Regions from separate parts of the Homo sapiens genome. Here region 2 is linked to region 1. A link is a contact called in ENCODE Hi-C or POLR2A ChIA-PET data. All regions are on one chromosome and are shown on one strand. The core of a region is the stretch at or near the end of the contact, and the rest is flanking DNA. Distances in the headings are between cores, read along the strand shown.

What was found. Hi-C counts contacts between places; a loop is a spot of excess contacts on that map. ChIA-PET counts read pairs that join two places held with the same protein, here RNA polymerase II (POLR2A). Pooled maps may share reads with other maps.
Region 2: a loop to region 1 is called in a map of endothelial cell of umbilical vein, with 1.9 times the contacts of the local background. The contact joins the enhancer-like site here to the promoter of JMJD1C in region 1. A Hi-C loop is called at or near these places in 2 of 168 maps with a recorded cell type or tissue (ascending aorta and endothelial cell of umbilical vein) and 5 of 50 pooled maps. POLR2A ChIA-PET finds 5 or more read pairs at or near these places in 6 of 52 experiments (A549, H1, HCT116 and 3 more).

What each region holds. Positions count from the first base shown.
Region 1 is chr10:63,464,552-63,471,535 of GRCh38, forward strand. JMJD1C (jumonji domain containing 1C) reads right to left here and starts at 1,426. Exons shown (of 26, transcript NM_032776.3): 1 at 944-1,426. The coding sequence starts at 1,111. JMJD1C-AS1 (JMJD1C antisense RNA 1) reads left to right here and starts at 678. Exons shown (of 1, transcript NR_027182.1): 1 at 678-2,012. RefSeq lists silencers at 539-878, 1,419-1,568 and enhancers at 658-1,447, 1,069-1,138, 1,219-1,388, 1,839-1,888.
Region 2 is chr10:63,571,223-63,578,715 of GRCh38, forward strand. All of the region lies in intron 2 of REEP3 (receptor accessory protein 3), which reads left to right. Among named protein-coding and RNA genes, the nearest start is that of REEP3, 54 kb to the left of the region's middle. Within about 2 kb of position 2,254, at least 3 of the 41 ENCODE cell types and tissues checked have a DNase peak (open chromatin) inside an H3K27ac peak, as active enhancers do; they include endothelial cell of umbilical vein, where a contact is called at or near this core.

The DNA of each region.
Region 1 (6,984 bases), core at 176-2,675:
ATGTCTTGTCTCTACTCCGCCCCTTACCTTCAAGCTGTCCCTCAGTGAGAATGTACTTGGAACACAACAGAGCATATTACAGCTCAATATCATGCACATACCTACGCTACTCAAAGAAAGCACTGGCAGCGTCACATGTAAGAAACCAAAAAAAAAAAAAGATAATCAATTCTGCATGGCATTTAACATTTTAATTGACAACATTTTTCGTCTTATTTAAAATCGTATAAAACCCAGAAACAGCTTGACTCCAAAGAACTATACCTTTCTAACAAGAAAAGCACATTGGGGACAGAAAGAGAGATTACCCTCCATACCAAAATTTTTCACTTTTATCCTTTACGGTTAGAAAGCCAAGCATCTATTAAGGAGAGGATGAATCCGGGCACAGCCACCACCACGGCCTCTGCCTCTAAAACACATAGGAATCCCCGGACTGTGTGGGAAGGTCTCTTTTCTTTTCTCCCTCCCCTTCAGCAACCTTACAGGATAAGTTTTAAGTCTCGAGCTACAGCACTATGAAGACTTTTCCAAGAAAAGAGATACCAGGGAAGCTGGCCGCCTGTCGCCATGAGTGGTCCGCCCCCTACCCCCACCTGCCCGCGCGGCGCCGGACTCGCGGCTCCGCCTTTCGGGGAGGTCTCCGTGGCCGCCCAGGCGCCACAGCGGGGAGCCGCGGTCGACCCCTCCGGGATGGGGGCCAGGGCAGCCTCCGCGGCTATCCCGGGAGTCCTGCTCCGACACCACCTCCACAGGGGAAGCCGCTCGGAGAGACGCAGGGACCCAGGCAAGGGATGCGGGCAAACGCGCCAAGGGTTCAGCAGAGGGGCGTGACCGCCAGTTGGCCGGGCTGAGCGAGGCGCCAGAGGGAAGCCTGCAAGGTACGTCTGCGAGAGCCGGGTGCGGGCGCGGCAGGGGAAAAGGGGGGCGCTGACTCTCTTACCGCCAGGTCCGGATTGCGGCTGTCCCTGTGTGACACGGCTCGGATGACCCCCGCTCGCCAGCTTCGCCAGCCGCGTCCGCTCTCCCAGCGCTCCGAACGTGCCTCGTCGCCGACCGCCACACACAGGAACCGCTTACCCACCAGCTCTGCCCGCGTCTCTACCGCCATAGCTGTCGCTGCCGAAGCGGCCGCTGCCTCCTCCAGTGCGAGGGAACCGATGAAACCTCACTCCTACCGGCCGCTCATGCTGAGGAGAGCGGACCGGGACACAGCAGCGGACCCGAAAGAGCGCAGACTCGGGACGAACCGGCCGCTCTGCCCCGGACACAGCGACCTCGGGCCCTCCCCGCAAACACTCCTTTGGACTCCCAGATTCGCAGCCTTGTGCTGCAGCGCCACACAAGAAAACTGAAACAAAACCCAACGCGGCCGTCGAAGACCCCGAGGCAGCCCAGCCGCCGCCACCGCGCCGCGGCCAGTACTGCTCCGTCTCCCTCCCCGGGCAGCGGCGGCGCGCAGCGCGTCTCCTTCCGCCGGCGCGGGCGGGGCAGCAGCCGCGGGAGGGTCGGCGGAACCACCGCAGACGGAAAGTAGTGCCCGGCCCTGCGGAGGCGGCAGCGGCCACTGGGTCCGTCCAGATCCAGAGGCGGCGGCGGCGGCGGCAGCGGGAGACGAAAAAATGAAGAGGGCCGCGGGAAAGTAGGCGACAGCTATTCAAAGCTTTTGGGGGTCTACCTTTGTATTCGTTGCTCCCTCAGAGGTGGAGGTGAGGGGAAAGTGAAGTGTAGTGGTTCCACTCTGATCACAAAATAAACTCCTGGGTTGACGCCTCACCCGCGGTTTGATGTTCAGAGCACACAGCGCCCGCCGCCTGAGTTAGCCTGAATTAGCAGTCCCGCAGTAACAGCAGCAGAGCAGGACAACACTTCTACTGAAAACTAAGCCCCAAAGTCACAGCAGAACCAACCGTTCATGACTTCAAGGGAAAACGAGGGGGAAAATGTGATCCTTTCATTCTTCTCATTTGTGGTGATACTAATTACATGTTTAAGCTATTCACAGATTTAAATTCGTCACTGCTTTATTATAAGAACAGCAAATGCTCCGTGGCGGGCCCTTGTCAACGTCCTGAAATTTCACAAACCGTGTCTGCGACAGTCTTAGTACTTTTAGTACTGGTACACAGCTCAAACACACTGGTCAGATAATAAAAGCAGAGAAAATCCCCAGATTCAGTTATTAGAAAATACCATGGAAAGAAAAGGATTTTAGCCAATCACAATTCAAGAAAAAAAATATTTATTTCCCATCCAATTACAATCGGACTCCCTAACCCACACAAAGATCTCTAACTTGGAACAATCACTCTTCTTTGATCAACTTATTTGTTATAAATCAAACCTCCCTACAAATGTCAGTGAGCAGTTCGATTTCAGGCACCCTTTATACTGCTTTTTTATAGGTAGTCCAATATTCTAAATTTCAGTTTCTTGAGATTTTCCTGAACCTCTATTTAAAAAAAAAAAGTTAACAGAGTTTACAGTAGTAATCTGAATGTTTAAAATAACTATAAGGCTTTTATCTGTTTTCTCTAGAACACTCAAGCTGGGCAATTTGAAGTGGAGAAACACAACCACTGCTAATAGGTTAGAAACCAAAATTATAAGGAAGATGGATTTTAATAATCATGGTCAAATTTTGCCAAAGACCAAACATAGAACTGTAATAAATAGGCTGGGCACGGTGCCTCACGCCTGTAATCCCTGCACTTTAGGAGGCAGATCACCTGAGGTCGGGAGTTCGAGACCAGCCTGGCCAACATGATGAAACTAAATGTATTTTTAGTCTCTACTAAAAATACAAAAAATTAGCTGGGCATGGTGGAGCATGCCTGTAATCCCAGCTACTCAGGAGGCAGCAGGAGAATCACTTGAACCTGGGAGCTGGAGGTTGCAGTGAGCCGGGATCGTGCCACTGCACTCCAACCTGGTCAACAAGAGCAAAACTCAGTCCCCCCGAAAACAAACAAACAAACAAAAAACCTGTAATAAATTAAAACAGCAAAACATACCCAAAAATGCATATCGGCAAGTTGAGAGAAAAAATTTTGCTTGGGCAATTTTATTTCCAAGTCCACTTTTTCAGTGTACACTGTATAATACTTAGCAAATTATCTTAAGAATTACAGATGAAGATTTCTAAAATCAGTGTAGATTAAGGAACCAGTAAAGTGACTTGGTGACAATAATTCAACATATGTAAGGATAAAAGAGTAGGGAGATCAACATCCAGATACCAAGTCATCAATGATCTGCTTTGTGACCATGGGCATGATGCAATTGTAAAAATGCAAAAATGCCTGAATCCTAATTTTCAGTGATATCCTAGGAGCAAACGAAAAATACAAATAAAGTCATTTGAGAAAAACATGCAAATTCATCAGTTATTACATAAATCCCACTCACCAAATTACATTCTTAAGAGTATAGGTTGCTAGTTGCCTTATATAAAACTGCCAGCTGTTTTCAATTTTGTAGGCAAACTGCTCTAAATGGGCCCCTGGGAACTCCCACTACATGTTGAATTCCATCCTTTTCAGTCCTCTGAAAAGCATGTAATCCAACAAATCAATCAAAATATTTCATGTATAGAAACAAAGTTTTTCAGGAGGGCATATATCCCCAAAATATTTTTAATCAAGTATCTTAATATTCTTAGAACTCTGGTCCAAATTCTCTTCTACTAATCCCTTGACTACAGCCAATGCCTAGAGTTTACACTAATTTGTGGATATTTTGCTGTTGGAAAAATTTAAAAGTACATTTTTTTAAATGTAGAATAAAAAGTCCTTAAAGATTTTTTGTTTGTTTGCTGGCATTTTTTGCTTCGTTTTGTATTAAGGGGTATTTTTATTATTTTATTTTTGCCAGCAAATCATAACTTTGTAAATAACAAGGAATTTAAAAAATTTTTCAAGTTGGTTTTGAAACTTCAGAATATTTGTTTCTTAACTTGTTTCCTTACATTCTTTACTTCCATAAAGATACTCGGAAACAGAAGAGTAATGGTATTTGTTTTCATTATACAGGTAAAAAGAATGACAGTGAATTACTTAAAATAACTAAGTTTACTTATAGAAGCTGAAAATTAGACATATAAATTAGATTTTCTAGTCTTTCCATCCCCACGTGTAAATATGTCCATTAAATATGCCTATGCACACATCAATTCAAGCAAACCTCCTACATCAAATATCTTAATCTACACCAAAGACTGGGAGATTATTTGATTTTTTCCCTTTTTAGAAGTTCACAAAAATTTATTCATAAAAACAGCTTGGGCTGGATGATGGCATGTGTCTGTTGTCCCAGCTTCTCTGGAGGCTGCAACTGGAGGATCTCTTGAGCCCAGGACTTCTGTTCAGGCTGGGCAACATCACAAGACCCTGTCTCTAAAAAACATTTTTAAAATACAAAAAAAACCCACAAACTATTTTGTTTTTTTAAAAAACTGACTTATAAAGGAAGAAAATGTATTCACTGCAATAAGAACCATAATTATCTACTTAGTTTAGTCTGAATAAGCAAAAGCCTAGTAGTTATAGATTTTTCACTTTTTGACTTGGTATGTAACTGTGGAAAGTGTCAATCATCTGCTCTCATACATACTAATATTTTATGTCACTATACATGTCTACTTTAAATATCACAGATATTATCTAACACAGACAAAAAGTTTAACACATCTTTTTAGCCACCACTTATAGAACACTTACTATGTGTCAGACAGTATACTAAGTACTTTACACACGTAATCTCATTTTGAGGATAAAGAAAATGAGGTTTAGAGAAGTTTAGTAACTTGCCTAAGAATACACATTAAGAAACTGGTTTTCAAAACCAGATCTTGTGATAACAAAGGCTCCCTGCTATTAACTATTATACTAAAAAGTCACTTAAAAGAAACGTGAAGGTCAGTTATCAAGTTGTTTCATCCTTATTTACAGTTTACTCATAATTGCTGTGTTCAGTATTTATTTAGCACTTACTATGTGGGTCACATCCTGCAAGGTTCTGGAGATAGGACCTTTATCCTTGAGAAGCTCACAGTCTATCTGGAAAGATAGACAATAGAAATGCTTTGGTTTATTTAATTAAGGAACTATCAATAGAATTTCATCCAAATTTAATGCATTTTAACAAATATTTTTCAAACCTATTATAACTTGAAGGCTTTTATTAATTGTCAAATGTAAATAATGGACTGCGTTTATGAAGTCTTAGATTATATATATAGATAGGGCTAAGAATCGTGCAAGCCACTATTTAAATGAGGGAAACCAAGAGTTTCAACTGAATTATGCAAGTGGAAGACCAAGAATAAATGGAATATAAATTTATGTTACCATTTTTTTATTAAACCTTAAATAATTTGTATTTGGGGTTTGTATACCCTAAGCACTTATTTAAAATGAATTCCTCAATCACATTTATGATAATGATAAATTAACTCAAATATCAAAATATCACTTCCTCAAGGAAACCATCCCTGATTCTCAGACTATGTAGGATTCCCCAATAACAGATTTTCAAAACATGCCTTATTTGTCTTAGTACTACCACAACTGTATTTACACCATTTATTGTGTAATTGATCATTTATATTTTTTCCCTTTATAGGATATATAAGCTCCATAAGGCATCTTTGTCTTGTTCATAACTATACTCCCAGCAGCTACCAGGCCTTGCTAAGAGATGATAAAACATGTTATAGCATGAATGAATGAATGAATGAATATAGCAAAATGTACCTTTTTCTAAATCTAACTCAACTAAGAGGAACTTAGAATCTCGGACATAAATGAGAGTTCCTGTTCTTCCTACAGGGTTATTCATCACCTTCAAAATAATGTCTTATGTACATTATCTCTTTTCATCATGGAGGTACAATGTTAAGCCTTCGAAAACATGCTTCAGTAGAAAAGCAAGGTTTTTCCTGGGAAAATTTCTAAAGAACAGATACAGAAGGAAGAGTTACAATTCTCAAGAAAAAACATTCATTTCATTACCAAACTACCAATTTAATACAAACCCAAAAATGATCCTATGAGTGTATATCCAAAACACTAGTCTATTCTTAGTCTTCTAAAAAGAACAGTCTCAAATAACATCCTTGATGGAGCCAATATACAAACATAACTTTCTGACTATCTTCTTGATGCCATGGAAGGAGGGAAAGAGAAGAAAAAAAGGAAGATAGAAAAGAAATGAAGGAGGAAGTGAAGCAATCTCTATTGGGCCTTCTAATTGTACTTTCTATCCATCTGTTATCCAGTTTCCAGTTTAAATTCTGGCTGCACAGGAATGTACCACTTCTTTTCAACATTCTCTTCTCTATTAAAAACAAGGTTGATTTTTAATGATAAAAAATTAAAAATTTAGAAAGAATACACAAAGCATCAGAAAATTCCTAATCTGCTGAGTGAGGAACTACAAGAAATAAAGAAATGGAAAGTTGCCATTGAGCACACAGTAAGAGTCTTGCCAGCGTGTCCCACTGCACTTTTTCTCTGTTCATCATCCCTATCATAAACGCTCCAACTATTAACTACCATTAAAATATGCAAGTCTGCACTTTGCAAACAGGTTAGGTTCCAAAAGGGTCGTGTTCTTATTAATCTTACAAGCTTTCACTATTGTTACAAGTTAATAGCAGCAGGGTAAAAGTCTTCTGTTTATATCCATGAAAGTTCATTAAGTAAAGGAGGTTCTAAACTTGTATTAAAACTATAAATGAAGGAAAGCCAATGTAAAATCTAAACTAAAAAGTAATACCAACTCAAAATCTCTGCATGCTAACCATATACTCCATCTATGTTCTTCCTCACCAATGAAGCTAGGTATTATATAATGAAGGAAATTTATAATCAAGAACACACGTAATTCAGCAAGGAGCAAAGTATGCTTTCCTGTCACGTGGTAGGTTCAAACCCCCAAAATGTTAAAGGACTGACAAAAGTAATCTTGCTTAGCAAAACAAAT
Region 2 (7,493 bases), core at 1,004-3,503, 110 kb after region 1:
CTTTTGTTTATTATTGTTTTAATTTGCTACCCTGGATAATTTTTTGAAACAAATTATCACACTCTTATTGGCTTAGAACAACGTAAATTTATTCTCTTACAGTCCTAGAGGTCAGAAACCTAAAATGAGTTCACAGGCCTCACCCCTTCTGGAGGGTTTAGGGGAAAGTCTGTTTCCCTGTCTACTCCAGCTTCTACAGGCTGCCCGCATTCCTTGGTTTATGGCTTTATTCTTCCATCCTCAAACCCAGCAATGTTGGGCTGAGACCTCTTCATGCTGCCATCTCTCTGGTTCTCTCTCTTCTGCCTCCTCTTCCACTTATAAGGACTCTTGTGATTACATTGGGCCCACCTGATTAATCCAGGATAAACTTCCCATTTCAAGGTCAGCTGATTAGCAACCCTAATTTCATCTGCAACCTTATTTCTCCTTTACGGTGTAACCTAACATACTCAGTTTCCAGAGATTAAGACACAGACATCTTTAGGGGAGAGAGGGCATTTTTCTGCCTACTCCAATAATATCTCAGTTGTTCTAACTGCAGTCTTATGAAGTAGGCATAGAAAATATTCCAGTATTACAGGCTTAGAGAAGTGAATTTACCTGGAGTCACATGGATTGTAAAGACAGAATTGGTACCAGATCAGAGATCTTCTGTTTCTAGTATTTTATTCATTCTATTCTACCATGCTACCTTTAGAAACACAGGTGAAGATTCTAGCTTCACGTAAAAGTTGAAACAGCCTTCACAACCAGCCAGTGAATATGCATCTGATTAATTCAAAGCTGGACGTTCGGGGGCCACGGCCATATAGATATTTTCCAAGAAGGACAATCAGGCAGCTTACCAGGGCGGGACCCACCAGCATTGAAATCACATGTGAACAAAGAGGTTCAAAATGAAATAGAAGGTTTTGAAAATTCTGTAAAGTTCCTCCTTTAAAAAAAAATAAAATCCCTTAAATCTTGACAATCTTCTAAGTATTTCCAATCTAATTTCACTCTGACAAAAATTTTGAACATTATTTGCTTGCACCCAGTGCAAGGCTAAGTCCTAAACTTAGCCATCTAATTTAAACCGACTTTTTTTTTTTAATTATACTTTAAGTTCTCGGATACATGTGCGGAACGTGTAGGTTTGTTACATAGATATACATGTGTGACATGGTGGTTTGCACCCATCAACCTGTCACCTAGGTTTTAAGCCCCGCATGCATTAGGTATTTGTCCTAATGCTCTCCCTCTCCTTGCCCCTGACCCTCCAACAGGCCCCAGTATGTGATGTTCCCCTCCCTGTGTCCACGTGTTCTCATTGTTAAACTGACTGTTAACAGTTTTATCAGAACTCTGTCCTCATAAAGTTTTCCTATACAGTAATCCTATCCAAATTTTCTTTGTTTTATACATGGTATTTTCTTAGTAAAATTAACCTTTTTATATTGCCCTGTTATGTTTTTAATAGCACCTTATAGTATCTGATGTTATATTCTTTATTTGAATATGTTTATGTTCCCCACCAGAATAAGCTCCATGGGGAATGTTTTGTTGTTTTATTAATTGCTATATTCCTGTACCTAGAACAGTACCTGCTGCATAATAGGTACTCAATATTTCTTGAATAAATAAATGAGAAAAGTTGACTTTTAAGTAAATATCAAATATTGTGCTTAATAGCTTGTACATTTCTTAAGTGGATTGATCTAGTTTACCAGCTTTGATTCTGCTGGGTTAGGGAGAATACAGTCCAGTCTTAACATTTATCCCAAAACCCAGTTTCTTTGTGGTATTTGGTTATGACCTAAATTTCACTGCTATCTACTTCAAAATTATTTTCAGAAAGCAAACATTTTCGGTTAATTTACTTCTTCCCACCCCCAACTACTACCATTCCCCTTAAGCCTGCAAATGGTAGATTGCACCTGATAAAACAGATGCTGTGCTCAAATCAAAACAAATGGAAAGTACTGTGTATTTTGGCAACCTTCCTTTCTTCCTTTGCCTATTTTTAAAACAGAGCTTTCCTAGGATATAATTTCCTGCATAGTGTGGCTGATATGGCCTACTTAAAGACTTTCAGTCTTGCAGTAATTGAAATGTAAACTTACTGAAGAATTAGTATGGTTTTGCAAATTTTTTCAGGCTCATTCCATCTCATGACTTGAAAATAGAGTGTTTACTTCCAAGTCGTGTGTAATTGCTGTAGCTTTTCTAGGAAACCAGTGTTCTTATTCTAAGAATGTTGGAGAAAGCAGCAATGAAAAGATTGGCTAACAGCACTTACAAATCAAAATCAGACATTTGGTTCTGAGATTTACTGTGAGCAAGAACAAAGAACAGGAAAAGCTGGGAGATTACTCTCTAAAAGGCCTAGAAATGGCCCTCTAAAAGTCTGCTGACTTGGTTTTTGAAAGTGACCTAATTTTCGACTGACTATTTAGGTGATATGAAAATGAACAAATATACCACATGCCAGTTCTACAGATCTTATTGATAATGAAATCTGAAGTTGTCTGCTAACTTTAGAGTGGAAATAGAAGGGGAAAAACATACTAAAGAACTTTTCTTTGTTCTCAAGAAGTGTTTCCTAGGTATCTTTTGATAATTTTGATAAAAAGTATTCATTTCATTTAAAGGTTTTAATAATTTAGAAAGTTTAAAGATTAGCCTACTGATTATGATGGGATTTTTACTGAAAATTAGTTTTGTCAGGCTGCTTGCTTGTCTGTGTATTTTCTATTCTAATTTAGTTTTTATTTTTATCAAAGCTGTATTTACTTATAATGTAAAAAGTCAATTAGTTTTCCAAGGCTTATTATGGAAAACAGTAGTTCCCCAGGCTCCCATCCCTATGTCTAACTCTCTAGAGGCAACTAGTTCAAACTCTTTTATCTGAATCTTTTAGCATTTATTGCCATATTCCAAATAACATACTTATTGTGCTATTTCTTAATTTTTCAGATGGACGTCATGAGTTAACTTCCTTCTACGAAAGATGATTTAGCAGTTACCCAATGCCACTATACACTTGCATATTTCTCTGTTCTTATAGCTTCCCAGAATCATTGCAGTATAATTTGTTTAGCTCAATATTCAATATTTATATTATTTAGACAAAATTAGAAGCAATAGAATATAGAGGTAAAGTGCACAATGTCTGGAAACAGGCTTCCTAGGTTTCATCCTAGCCCTACCCATTACTAGCTCTACCTTTGGACAAGTTATTTAACCTTTCTGTGCCTCAGTTTTCTAATCAGTAAGTAGTAGTAAATAATGAACATATTATTTAATTATATGAATGCACATAAAGCATTTAAATCAGTACCTTAAACATAACAGTACCTGTCATATAATCATTTTCATTATGTAAACACTATTCACAGCTGATCTCCACAGTATCCTGCCATTACCATTCTTTACTCTGGTGTTATTCACTATCTTGTTGTTTCATTTGTGTGGTGTTCTCTGTGTTCTTACTCTGTATCCAGACCCAAACTTTCCTAGAGTTGTGTGCATTTCTTCTCAGTGATGGTTCTTGTTTTGGATTCTCTGATTTCTTAATTACTTAATTTCTTCATTTTGATAAAATGCATCCTTCCTGAGAAGGCTATAATGAGAGGTCAATTTCTTTTTTTTTTTTTTTTTTTTTTTTTTTTGAGACAGAGTCTCGCTCTGTCGCCCAGGCTGGAGTGCAGTGGCACGACTTGGCTCACGGCAACCTCTGCCTCCCGGATTCAAGCAATTCTCCTGCCTCAGTCTCCCAAGTAGCTGAGATTATAGGCATGCGCCACCATGCCTGGCTAATTTTGTATTTTTAGAAGAGATGGGGTTTCACCATATTGGCCAAGCTGGTCTCGAACTCCTGACCTCATGATCTGCCTGCCACGGCCTCCCAAAGTGCTGAGATAACAGGCATTAGCCACCGCACCCAGACCCCAAGAGGTCAGTTTCTTGAGATGCTAGGTTGGAAATCATTTTCTTTCAGAATTTTGAGAGCAATTCTTCATTGTCTTTAACTTCTGGTGTTGCTGTTGAGAAGGCTGAAGCCATTATGATTCTTACCTGTTTTTCTCCCCATTCAGGAAGCTTGTGGGATATTTTCTATTTTCCTGTTGTTTTAAAATTTCATGATGATGTACTTTGTTGCATGAGTCCGTTATAGTCAATTTTGCTAAACCCTCAGGAGTCCCTTTTAATCTGGGAATCCTTTTTCCTTCAGCTCTGAGAAATTTAGTTAAAATTATCTCTTTAATACTGTTCTGTACTCCATTTTCACTGTTGTTCTGTCTGGAATTCTTTTTATTCATTTGTATTTGTAAGGCACTTGGACTGGTTTTCCAATTTTTTTTTTAATCTTTTCCCTTCTCTTTCCCATCTCTTTTTGTTCTACTTTCTGATTGAGTTTCTCAGTTTTATCTTCTAACCCTTCAATGGATCTTTTAATTTCTGCACCTATGTGCTTAGTTCCTGAGAATATGACTGACAGTTTTTTGGACACTTTTTTAATTTATTCTATTTTATTTTATTTTTTGAGGCGGTGTTTTGCTCTTGCTGCCCAGGCTGGAGTGCAGTGGTGCAATCTCGGCTCACCGCAACCTCTGCCTCCCAGGTTCAAGCAATTCTCCTGTCTCAGCCTCCTGAGTAGCTGGGATTACAGGCATGTGCCACCAGGCCCAGCTAATTTTGTATTTTTAGTAGAGAAAGGGTTTCTCCATGTTGGTCAGGCTGGTCTTGAACTACCGACCTCAGGTGATCCGCCTGCCTTGGCCTCCCAAAGTGCTGGGATTACAGGTGTGAGCCACTGTGCCTGGCCGGACATTTTCTTCTTTCTACATAGTCTTTCGTTTGAATTCTGTTTTACATTTGTTTCAGCTTCTGTTTTTCATGTATAATTTCCTCAAATGTTGGATGATCTCGGGTTCTCTGCTCATTTTTTAGGATAATAATGAAAAGCTGCCTGGAGCTCTGTGCCCATGAAAGGGCTTATTGAACGTGATCTTCACTGTAGAGTGATCTGACTAGACTATAGAATATTTTCCTGTGGCTGCCATAAGGACGTACCACAAGCAGTGTGGATTAAAACAACAGAAATGTATTGTCTCACAATTTCTGGAGGCTTGAAGTCCTTAATTTCATAATCAAGATGTTGACTGGGCCACACTCCCTCAGAAACCTGTTGAGGAGAATCATTCCTTGTGAATTCCTAGCTGCTGATTGTTGCCAGCACTTCAGTCTACCTCCACACTCTACCTCCATTGTCACATAGGACTCGCCCCTCATGTCTCTGTGTGTCTATTTTGCCTCTTCATCTTAAAAAGACACCAGTCACATAACTTCATTTAACTACATCTTCAATGACCCTGTTTCCAAATAAGGTCACGTTCTGAGGGATTGGGGTTTAGGACTGTGTGTTAGTCAGCTTGTGTTGCCATAACAAAAACCATGGACTGATTGACTTGAACAACAGGAATTATTTTTTCACAGTTCTGGAGACTGGAAGTCCAAAATCAAGTTGCTGCCAGGGTTGGTTTCCTGTGAGGGCTCTTTTCCTGGCTTGTAAGGCAGCCACCCTCCCATATGTCATCACATGGTCTTTCTGATGTGTGCACATGGAGAGAAATATTCCTCTTTTTCCTTTTCATATAAAGACACCAGCCCTATAGTAGGGCTTCACCCTGTGACCTCATTTAACCTTAATTACCACCATAAAGGCCCTAACTCCAAATATAGACACATTTGAAGTTAGAACTTCAACCTGTGAATTTTGGGAAAACCTAATTCAGTCTAGAGCAGATCTTAACACATCTGTTTTGGGAACACCATTCAACCCATAACAACCATTTCTTGGAAAGTTATCAATGTCTATATCTTTAGGTATTTTCTCTTGTGCCAGTCAGATTCTTCAGAGAAGACTCTTCCATTCTGAAAGGTACTTGTTTACCAGCATCCTACTAGGAGAATAAGGCTTGGGGGCGCTCAACATTCAGTTTATAAACTTTTACTCGATCCCTATTAGCCCCACTCTCAGTTGTGCTGGAGATTTGCAAATCCAGAAACCCTCTGATTCACCCCTTTCCAGAGAATAAACATAAGGGTTTCCCTGGGGAAGGAGGGACATTGACAGGCTTCTGGAATGAGAAGGTATCTTGGAGTCTCTCTCCTCCTTAAGCAGATGTACAGCCATCCTTCCTAACTTTAGCACCCCTGTCCTTTTTGTTTTGTTAGACAGGGTCTTGCTGTGTTGCCCAGGATGGAGTGCAGTGGTGCCATCATAGCTCACTGCAAGCTCCACCTCCTGGGTTCATGCGATCCTCCCTCCTTGGCCTCCCCAGTAGCTGCGACTACAGGCACATGGCACCACATCTGGCTATTTTTCTTTTCTTTTTTCTTTTTTTCTTTTTTTTCCTTTTAAGTAGGAAAAAAAAGCTGTTCTTGAGCTCCCGGGTCCAAGCTATCCATCCACCTGGGCCTCAGAAATTGCCAGGATTGTTAGGCATGAACCACTGCACCCAGCCTCTGTAACCCTTTTGACCAGGAATTTTGCCACCATTTCTTTTGGCGAGCTCTGCAGTGTAGAGTTAAGTTGCTTCTCAGTTTTTCCCCCTGCCAGCTTGCTGTTCAGTTTTCTCAGGTCTCCTAACTCAGTTACTACTCATCCATTTCCTTCCTGGTTCCAAAATTCTTATGTTCTCTTCTATATTCTTCTGAGCTTATGCTGTCTTTAAAAATCACTTTACTGTTGTTTTAATATTTGTAGAGGGAGTGGAACTGAATATGTATATTCAGTTTACCATCTTTACCCAAATTTCCAAATTGACTTTGTGAGTGGGATACTTGCAGTTGAGTTACTCTGTGGTATGTATGTATGTATGTATTTATGTATGTATTTATTTATTTAAAGTCGGAGTCTTGCTCTGTCACCCAGGCTAGAGTGCAATGGTGTGATCTCAGCTCAGTGCAACCTCCACCTCGCAGGTTCAAGCGATTCTCTTGCCTCAGCCTCCCGAGTAGCTGGGATTACAGGCACCTGCCACCACACCCAGCTAATTTTTGTATTTTTAGTAGAGACGGGGTTTCACCATGTTGGCCAGGCTGGTCTCAAACTCCTGACCTCGTGATCCGCCTGCCTCAGCCTCCCAAAGTGCTGGGATTACAGGCGTGGGCCACAGCGCCCACCCGATTTACTCTATAATATTAAGTAAGACTTATTATACCCTTAACATTGGTTTTTAAATGTGTTCACTTAGGAAATAGATTTAAAGTAATATATGGCCGGGCATGGTAGCTCACACCTATATCTCAGCACTTTGGGAGGCCGAGGTGGATGGATCAATCGCTTGAGTCCAGGAGTTTGAGACCAGCCAGGGCAACTTGGTAAAACCCCGTCTCTACCAAAAAAATACAAAAATTATCCAGGTGTGATGGTACACGCCTGTAGTCCCAGCCACTTGAGAGGTTGATGTGGGAGGATCGCTCAAGCATAGCAGTTCAAGGCT